Regions from separate parts of the Homo sapiens genome. Here region 1 is linked to region 2. Evidence: chromatin contacts called from ENCODE Hi-C or POLR2A ChIA-PET data. All regions are on one chromosome and are shown on one strand. The core of a region is the stretch at or near the end of the contact, and the rest is flanking DNA. Distances in the headings are between cores, read along the strand shown.

Region 1 (4,973 bases), core at 1,039-3,538, 240 kb after region 2:
GCTGTATGCTTTGGTTGTTTCTCTGATGTGGGTGGCGAGGGTCAGGCAGGCCACATGGGCTGATACCCTGATCCTGTCTCTGGGGAGTGGGTCCCTGGCTTACGGACACAGTCTACCCCCATCCCGTGTCCCTGAGTCCTCACTTGGGAAGCAGGACCGGGGACGCTCCCAGCCCTGAATCGAACACACTGACGTGTGCTAAGTTCCTGTCCCTCTCTGGAGCTCAGTTTCCCCATCCGTACCTGGCAGGGGGAGGAGGTTAGACTGGGGCAGAGGTGCTGAAAACCTAGCTGAGCTTCAGAAGCCACTGGACAGCTTATTAAAAATAAAGATTCCAGGTCCCTGACTCTGGGACTTCTGATTTTGTAAGCCCCAGAGTGGGTTGGGGGTCTGTATTTTCCCAAGTCTCCTGGCTGATGTGATGTACCTCCAGAGCTGGGACACATGCTGAATGGATCGAAAGGCCAAAAACATCCATGATATGGTTCAATTTATTCAGTCCTAAGATAAGTATCCGTATGCTGGAAAATGTACCAGACCCTACCATTTTCATCCTTGACTTGTTGCTTTTGCCTTTCTGTAAGCTCCCAGAGGGCTGGGGCTGAGCCCTCTGCCACCATTAACAACAAGGATCATCAAAGCTAAGTGCAGTGAGCGCCTACTGCATGCCAGGCCCTGTGCTGAGGGTTTGCTGTGCAGCATTTCATGTACTCCTCAGAGCAATCCTCTGAGTTAGATACTTTGAGGAAACTGAGGCTCAGAATGCTTAAGTAACTTCCTCAAGGTCACTCAGCTAATAAGGGGCAGAATTAGAACTGGAAGTCTAGCCAGGTGCAGTGGCTCATGCCTATAATCCCAGCACTTTGGGAGGCCGAGGCGGGCGGATTGCCTGAGCTCAGGATTTCAAGACCAGCCTGGGTAACATGGTGAAACCCCATCTCTATTAAAAATACAAAAATTGCCAGGCATGGTGGTGGGCGCCTGTAGTCCCAGCTACTCGGGAGGCTGAGGCACGAGAGTCGCTTGAACCCAGGAGGTGGAGGTTGAAGTGAGGCTGGGATCGCGCCACTGCACTCCAGCCTGGGCAACAGAGCCAGACTCTGACTCCAAAAATAAAAATAAAAAATAAAGAACTGGAACTCTAGTCCAGAGTCCTTGCCCATAACTACATGCCATACTGCCTCTTAGGGCATGTTGTGGGACTACTGGCCTTTGAGGCCAGGTCTGCATGGCTCTGAGGCTAAGGTGTGGACACCACACTACCCAGCCTGGCAGAGAAGTGGCTGGTTGTGAGGGTCTCACTGCCCACCTCGAAAGCCCGTGGCTGAGTGAGGTCTCTGTCTCTTCAGGTGCGTACCCAGCTGTGCCCGACACCATGTACCTGCCCCTGGCCACCTCCCCGATGCCCGCTGGGAGTACCCCTGGTGCTGGATGGCTGTGGCTGCTGCCGGGTATGTGCACGGCGGCTGGGGGAGCCCTGCGACCAACTCCACGTCTGCGACGCCAGCCAGGGCCTGGTCTGCCAGCCCGGGGCAGGACCCGGTGGCCGGGGGGCCCTGTGCCTCTGTAAGCAGGTTTGCAGGACTGAGTGGGGGCGGGTGTGAGCGGGAGGTCAAGGCCGTGGTGTCCTGGATCAAAGTGCAGCCCTCCTCTCTCTACCTCCTTGGGTGCTCACTTCAGGTATCCCATCCATTCCAGCTGAACTTGGTGTCCCAAAGCCCACTCCCCACTCCCTCCTCTCCCTTCTTGGCCTCTGCTTAAACCATCTCACTACCCCAATAACCTTTCCCCATCCCTACCTGTCCAAATCATTGCCAACTTTCAAAGCCAAGTTCAAACAGCTTCTCCCCTGAGAAGCCCCCCCAGATTCTTCAAACCAGATGCCACCACTCCCTTCTCAGGATCCTTACAACACTTTGGGGAAAATAAAAGTGCAACCTTTTAGGGCATAATATGTGTCCAGAACTGTGCTAAGCACTTACTACACAAGTCACATCATCCTCACAATAACCCTATGATGGGAAGTACTTTCAGACCTATTTTATGAATGAGGAAACAGGTTCACCAGCATTAAGGGACATGCTTCATGTCACACGGCACGGGACCAGATCCAACGGGCTCTAAGGAACAGTTTATTCTGTCTTCTCCCATAGTGGGGGCCCTCGGAGCACTGCTGGGATCCTGGGTTTGCCATGTATTCAGCAGTCACCCGAGCATGTGACATTCCTCACCACTCTTCTAGGCCTTGGTATTCTCTGATGCTTCGGGGCAGGGCTTTGCAAGCTGGCTCCAGTGACTGGGTGCCAGAGAATTAGTTGTTGTGGGAGGGCTGTCCTGTGCATGGTAAGACTTCTAGCAGCATCCCCGAACTCCACCCACTGTATGCCAGCAGCACTCCCCATCCCCCAAGTCATGACAGTCTGTCTTCAGACAGTGCCAAATTTCCCCAGGGGGCAAAATCTCCAGTTGGGAACCATCACTTTAGAGAAATGCAAAGAGGCAAGAGATTGTTCTTCTTTTTTCTTTTTTAATAATAAGCCTTGTAGAACAATTTGCCTCTTTCATCTATGTGCATGTCACACTTTTATAAAAATAAGAACGAAAGAGAGAGAGAGAGAAGCTCATGAATCATTGATAATGAATTCATCTGTAGGAAAAGCCTTGTTAAAAAACAACAGGCCAGGCACAGTGACTCATGCCTATAATCCTATCAGTTTGGGAGACTGAGGCGGGACGACCACTTGAGCCCAGGAGTTCTAGTCCAGCCTTGGCAACATAGTAAGATCCTCTCTCTATCAAAAAAAAAAAAAAAAAATTAGCCGGGTGTGGTGGCACATGCCTGTGGTCCCAGCTACTTGAGAGGCTGAGGTGAGAGGCTCGCTTGAGCCTGGGTGTTTGAGGCTGCAGTGAGCCATGGTTGCGCCACTACATTCCAGCCCGGGCAACAGACCAAACCCTATCTCCAAAAAAAAAAAAAAAAAAAAAAAAAAGTAATAACTCCATGTGAAATGCTTTATTTACAAGTACTGTAAGGATAAGGAGGGTGATTCGTTACACTGACTGAGGGATGATTGCTTATGAAAATGTATCTGAAGAACAATTGAGATAAGTAACACTTCGCTTACAAAGCTGTTATTTACATTTGCTGTGACACGTGTAAACAGCACCCACAGAGTTTATTTTACACTTGCACAGCCCTTACCACGTGTAAGACACTGAGGGTTTCACAAATATAAACTCATTTAATCTCACAACCACATGAGGTAGGTACCCTTCTCTTATAAATGGAAAAAAGGGGTACAGAGAGGCTAAGCAACTTGCCCAAGGTCACACAGCTCATAAGCGGCAGAGCTGAGATTTGAACTCAGGGAGCTGGCTCCACAAGCTCCATTGCTCAACTGCCTGACATGCAGCAGTTGATTAGTACATAGGCTGTGATTGTTAATAACTGTATTAAGGGATTTTTCTTATTCCATCTTAATTCAGACTTCAAACACCTGCAGGCCAAAGGCGTACTTGGGTCCCTGGTCCTTCCTGCAACTTCCCACCTTGGTCTGTCAACATGATGGGTGCTCAACAGTGTTTAATGATTTAAACTGAATTTAGAGGCCGGGAACTGGTGAACCCCAAAGAGTCCAGCTAAGACATCACAAAGGCTCAGTCTAGGGCTTTGCAGGGAACATACTGCCAAAAACCTCTCCCATCACTTACTCGTTGAACGCTCTTCTCTAAGGGCCAACTCTGAGCTGTGAGATGTGCTGCAGATTCACCATCGTGATAACAGCGCATCCAATGCCGGGATCCTGATCTTCCGCCCCCCAGAACGGCCTCCCCAGTCTGTTGAGAGCACCTCCATCCTTCTCATGGCTCAGACTCAAGACCTGGGAGTCGTTCTAGAGGTCTCTCTATCTCTCTCTCTTTTTTTTTTTTTTTTTTTTGAGATGGAGTCTCACTCTTTCACCCAGGCTGGTGTGCAGTGGCAGGATCTCAGCTCACTGTAACCCCATCTCTTGCGTTCAAGCGATTCTCACGCCTCAGCCTCCCAAGTAGCTGGGATTACAGACACATACCACCATGCCTCGCTAATTTTTGTATTTTAGTATTTCAGTAGAGACGGGGTTTCACCATGTTGGCCAGGCTGGTCTGGAACTCCTGACCTCAAGTGATCCACCCGCCTCGGCCTCCCTAAGTGCTGGGATTATAGGTATGAGCCACCACAGCCGGTCTAGACATCTCTCTTTTCTCACCTCCCACATACCACCCACCAGCAAATTCATCGTGTATTTCCAGCATCCGACACTCCCATCCCTTCTGGTCTGAGCCCCGTCATCATTGGCCTGGATTTTGCAGTAGCCCCATAATCATCTCCCTCCTTCTGTCGTTGCCCCTGGTCTATTCACAACACAGCAGTCAGAGAGCTCCTGGGAAGTCATAAGCCAGATCACCTCCCTCCTCTGCCCCAAGCCTTCTGGTGGCTTCCCATCTCAGAGGAAAAGCCAAAGTCCCCACAGTGGCCTACAAGGCCCCAACAGGATCCTGTTCATGCTTCCTCTCTGACCTCCTCTCCTCCTGCTCTCTGCTCCAGCCACATTGGCCCCTTGCTGTTCCTTAAATACCCCAGGCACACTCGTGCCTCAGGGCCTTTGCACTGGCTGTTCCCTCTACCAGCATTATTTCTCAGCAAGGCCTTCCCTGCTGGAGGATTAGATGAGCTAGGGGACTTACAGCATTTTGCCCCAAGCCTGGCACATAGCAGATGCTACGTGGAAGCATAACCCTCTCCTGTTTATTGAGCATCTGCTATGTGCCAGGCTTGGGGCAAAATGCTGTAAGTCCCCTAGCTCATCTAATCCCCCAGCAGCCCTGTGAGCCGGGTACCAAGGCTCAGAGAGGCAAAATAACTTGCCCCAGGCCCCACAAGTGGGAGCCAGAGTTGGAACCTAAGTATGTGTGGTTTTGGTTCTGAAACCCCT
Region 2 (5,153 bases), core at 744-3,243:
ATTACAGGCCTGGCTAATTTTTGTATTTTTAGTAGAGACAGGGTTTCACCAGGTTGGCCAGGCTGGTCTCGAACTCCTGAACTCAGGTGATCCACCTGCCTTGGCTTCTCAAAGTGCTGAGATTATAGGCATGAGCCACCACATCCGGCTGTTTTGGGGGGTTTTCTTTTTGAGACAGAGTCTCGCTCTGTCGCCCAGGCTGGAGGGCAGTGGCATGATCTCGGCTCACTGCAACCTCTGCCTCCTGGGTTCAAGTGATTCTCCTGCCTCAGGCTCCCGCATAGTTGGGTGTGACAGCCGGAAGTGGGGGCCTCGGATTACAGGCGTGTGCCACCACGCCCAACTAATTTTTGTATTTTTAGTAGAGACAGGGTTTCACCATGTTGGCTGGGGTGGTCTCATCATACTCCTGATCTCAAGTGATCCACCTGCTTCAGCCTCCCAAAGTGCTGGGATTCCAGGCGTGAGCCACTGCACCCGGCCTTACCTTACGTTTTAAAAGATCTCACAGATGTGATTAATGTAAGGATCTTGAGATGGTAAGATTATCCTGGATTATCTGGCTGAGCCCAATGTAATCCCAAGAGTCCTTATAAGAAGAGGGAAGCAGGAGGATCAGTCAGTAGTAGAGGTGACAACAGAAGCCAGAGGTTGAGGTGATTTGAAGAAGGGGCCATAAGCTAAGGAATGCAGGTGGCCTCTACAAACTGTAAAAGGAAAGGAACTGATGCTTCCTCCAAATCCCCAAAAGAATGCAGCCTTGCCAACACCTTGATTTTAGACTTTTGACCTAGAGAACTGCAAGAGAATATATCTGTGTTGTTTCAATCCATGAAGTTTGCAGTAATTCCTTGTAACAGTAACAGGAAAATAATACATAGATTTAGCAAACAAAACAAAATCCAGGATGCCCAGTAGTCATATTTGAATTTCCTATAAACAACAATTTTTAAAGTATAAATGTGTCCCAAATGTTGCATAGGACACACTTATCTGTGTGTATGTGTGTGTGTGTTTGGAAAGGAACATGCTTAAATGTTTATCTGAAATTCAAACTGTAGTGAATGTTATATATTTTGTCTGTCAATCTTAGAAGTGATGAAACTGAGAGCAGGAGTCAAAACTCATGATTCCCAGGTCGCCTCCATACTGCTGCCCCCTGCCCCTCAATCTGGCAGAAACTGCCACGTTCTTGTGGCCCTCATGGGTCACTTCCCATCTTCTTGGGACTCCTCTTGCCCCTGGGGTAGGAAAATGAAAAGACTGTTTAAGGTCGTTTCTTTAGGCTCAGAGTTCTCCTGGACCACCAGAGGTTCTGCCTCAGAGGGACCTAGGAGATTTGCCTCAAAGTTGCAGTTGCACAAAATACTTGCGGGCGGATCTTAATGGACTGGGGTGGGAGTTAGTAAAGCCTTTGTCTGGAGGGAACGTAATGAACCCCAAAGCAGGAAAAAAGTAATTATTGAATCAGGCTCCAGAGCAAGAATCAGGTTTCAGGTAAGGAAACGGAAGCACAAGAAGGAATGGGGACTTGCTCCAGGTCACTCAGTTAATGACAGACAGATGTCCCCTGGTTTGGAGTCTCCCTTTTTGGAGCAGCTAGTCCTGATAGCAGCCATAGTGGGGGGAAGTCTAGAATGCTAATCCTGAGGTCCGGGTTTGAAGCCCTTTACTGCCTTGATTGCCAGTTTCCCTTTCCTGAAATAGGGGAATTGCATAAATATGAGGAGTTAATGAGATCATGGATGTTAAACAACAGGTACATGTTAGCATGTTCTTGGAAAATGGCAGCTTCTTTCCTTCCTTCTCTGAGCCTCAGTTTCCCCATCTATAAGCCGGGTTTGACAAGCGGCTGGTGCCCCAGCTCCTCCCAGCCACTCCAGGTCCGCAGCTCGGAGCTCCGGCAGCCAGGTGGGGACTGAACACCAACGCCGCGGGGAGGCGTCGCACATGCGCGCTCCTAGGCGGAGCCCCGCCTCCCACGCCCTGGATCGTCACTTCCGGCGCGAGAGGCCGGGCAGGCCGGGCAGGGAGTGCGGGTCGGTTCTGCGTGCGCTGCCGGACGAGGCTCCCGCCGCCGATTGACCCGCGCTCCGCCCGTAGTCGGGCCGGTGAGTGCCCGCGAGCCCATCCGTGTGCCCTGGGAGCTGAGGAGAGGGACCCCTGAGAGGGAAGGATAACCGGAAGTGGGGACCAGAGGAGCGAGAGACCCCAGGAAATGGGGACACCTGGGGAGGGGGTGACAGCCGGAAGTGGGGGCCTCGGAAGGTTGTCCACGGGATATGGGGTCTCGGGGGCTCTAGGAGAGATGGCTTCCTGACCTCTCCTTGTTGAGAGGAAGGGGTGGAAAGGAAAGTGATGCTCCAGAAAGGATGGGCTCCAGGTGGGGGAGATCTTTGGCTTCACCGTTACCAATGGTGTCTGCATCTCACTCATATGTCCGCCTGTCAGCTCATTCACCAGCCTGTGACTGAGTCCTGCTGAGCGCTCGGCACTGCTGAGTCCCTGGAGAGTCAACATGAAGCTCCAGGTGGAGGGTACAGATTAGAAGCCCAGGGTGGGGCTAGACGCATCCTTGCTCTGCCTCACCGGGTGTGCCCCCTTGGGCGAATCGCTTAACCTATATCCTCCGCTGATGTGTACAGACCACTGCCATGTGCCCGGCACTGGGGGTGGCAGTGGACATGGCAGACAAGCCCTCTGCCCTCGTGGAACTTAGATTCTAGGGGACAGTCCTTTTTGTCCTCCTTTGTAAAATGGCAACAGTAATAGCGCTCTCACCAAATAACGTGAAGATTAAATGAGGAAATGGGTAAAGGGCTTAGCAATGCTTGATACATGGTAAAATGCTCAAGTATGCATTCTCTTCATTCCACTATAATGTAAGCTTTATTAGGCAAGGAATTGTATTGTTTGCGTCTGTGTTCCCAGTGCCTGTGAGCACAGTGCCTGACATATATGGTAGGTGATCGGTAATTATTTGATAAATGAGTGCGTGGTGAAACTGACTCTAGATAAATGCCCATAGCATTGGACTGTAATTTCTAAAAAAGAAATAGGAACCCAGTTCTGTGGAAAACTGGAGGGAATCACCCTCAGGGAGTTTGGGAAGGATTCACTGAGGTGGTGACATGGCAGCTGAGCCTGAGCTGTCAAGTTAGGAACAAATTAGAAGAGGAAATTCCAGGCAGAGTGTATCAGAAGTGCACGAGTTATTCCAAGGATGATGGGTTATTAGTTTGTTTTGACTGGCATTTAATGTGCATCAAGGTGGGGTGCGATGGAAAATGAGGCTGGAGAGGGGCTTTGAGGTGAGGCTTGTACCTTGTGAACACTGATGTTTGATGGGATTGCAGGCATCTCTTGGTTACTTCCATAGAAACAAAGCCATAGTTGTTCCATTCCTCACTTAGCATACCTGTGCCAACCAGACTAAAGTCATTCAACAAATATTTATGGAGTGCAGATTATGTGTCTAACACCATGTTAGGCGCTGGGTTTCAGGTGATGAACAAGACAAACTTGGATGTTGCTCACAAATTGCCAACAGACAATTGCAACAGGGTGGGAGAAGTGCGGGGGAGGCACCTAACCTGGCTGGGGGTCAGTGAAGGCTACCTACTCCAGGCCACCAGCATCTCTCAGCTGGATTATTGCAATAGCCTCTAAATGGTCTGCTTCAGTCCTCACTCCCTTAGAGTCCATTCTCAAGACAGCAGATTGGTCCTTTTAAAATATATTTTTATTTATTTATCTATCTATCTATTTATTTATTTATTTATTTATTTATCTGAGATAGCGTCTCGCCCTGTCGCCCAAGCTGGAGTGCAGTGACATGATCTCGGCTCACTGCAACCTCCGCTTCCTGGTTTCAAGCGATTATCCTGCTTCAACCTCCCAAGTAGCTGGCACTACAGGCCCGCACCACCATGCCTGGCTAATTTTTGTATTTTTAGTAGAGACAGGGTTTCACCATGTTGGCCAGGCTGGTCTCGAACTCCTGACCTCAGGTGATCCATCCACTTCAGCCTACCAAAGTGTTGGGATTACAGGCATAAGCCACCACACACAGCCCAAGAAAAAATTTAAAAATTAGCCAGGCGTGGTGTGTGCCTATAGTCCCAGCTACCTGGGAGGCTGAGGCAGGAGGATTGCTTGAACTTAGGAGTTCGAGGTTGCAGAGAGCTATGATTGCGCCACTGCACTTCAGCCTGGGTGACAGAGCAAGACCCTGTCTCTCTCTTAAACAAAAAAGTGCATGAGTTCAGGTCCTCTAAGAAGCAGACACTAGGATGAGGTTAGACGTGCTAGAAATGTAGAGGCAACCCTTGCGAAGGACAGCACCTGGGAAGGGAGCTGGAGAAGTCAGGAAGAGCCACTGGCAGTGATGCAGATCAGCTCCTGTGAAGGAGGTTTGGGCAGCAAGTCTCTGACTGCAGGGCAGTCCCAACAAAGGTTTGGCCAGGCCCTCAAGCAAACGCTGCCTGTTAGAGGAGTCCTATGTCTCACTAAATCATTGGCTAGGAGCAGTGAGGCCACAGAAGGGCTGTGGAAAGTTCTGGCTTCCCCTGGATAGTGGATCTAGAGGGACAGCCACTGGGGCCCTTTATCAATTACGTTTTCCCAGCAGATCTGACCGGCACATATTCCCGACTGCCACGATAAGTTACATGGGTGTGTAGTAAAAAATTCAAACAGTATAGTAAAAATCCTCTTTCTCATCTTAAATCTTCACTTGTCCAGTTCTGTTCCAAGAGATAACCATTGGTAAGTTTCTTATATCTCTTTCCAGAAGTTTTGTGTGCATTCACAAGTGTATGTGTATAGTTTAAAAACGTGATTTTCTGTACACTATTCTGCAACTTGCTTTTTTAATATGTCAATTCATAAAGATCTGCCTACTTTTCGCTTTTTTTGTTTGTTTGTTTTGAGAGGGAGTCTTGCTCTGTCACCCAGGTGGGAGTGCAGTCATGATCTCGGCTCACTGCAAGCTCTGCCTCCCGGGTTCACGCCATTCTCCTGCCTCAGCCTCCCTAGTAGCTGGGACTACAGGCACCTGCCACCACGCCCGGCTAATTTTTTGTATTTTTAGTAGAGATGGGGTTTCACCGCGTTAGCGAGGATGGTCTCGATCGCCTGACCTCATGAGTCGC

Evidence for each region. Hi-C counts contacts between places; a loop is a spot of excess contacts on that map. ChIA-PET counts read pairs that join two places held with the same protein, here RNA polymerase II (POLR2A). Pooled maps may share reads with other maps.
Region 1: POLR2A ChIA-PET joins it to region 2 with 13 read pairs in A549. The contact joins the enhancer-like site here to the promoter of TTPAL in region 2. A Hi-C loop is called at or near these places in 8 of 168 maps with a recorded cell type or tissue (B cell, CD4-positive, alpha-beta T cell, Caco-2 and 5 more), 3 of 37 single-sample maps with no recorded cell type and 23 of 50 pooled maps. POLR2A ChIA-PET finds 5 or more read pairs at or near these places in 1 of 52 experiments (A549).

What each region holds. Positions count from the first base shown.
Region 1 is chr20:44,718,548-44,723,520 of GRCh38, forward strand. CCN5 (cellular communication network factor 5) reads left to right here. Exons shown (of 4, transcript NM_003881.4): 2 at 1,350-1,566. The region is part of intron 3 of KCNK15-AS1 (KCNK15 and WISP2 antisense RNA 1); the gene reads right to left. Among named protein-coding and RNA genes, the nearest start is that of CCN5, 5.7 kb to the left of the region's middle. Within about 2 kb of position 2,289, at least 18 of the 41 ENCODE cell types and tissues checked have a DNase peak (open chromatin) inside an H3K27ac peak, as active enhancers do; they include PC-9 and ascending aorta, where a contact is called at or near this core.
Region 2 is chr20:44,473,881-44,479,033 of GRCh38, forward strand. TTPAL (alpha tocopherol transfer protein like) reads left to right here and starts at 1,994. Exons shown (of 5, transcript NM_001039199.3): 1 at 1,994-2,111. RefSeq lists an enhancer at 1,790-1,879 and a silencer at 1,970-2,099.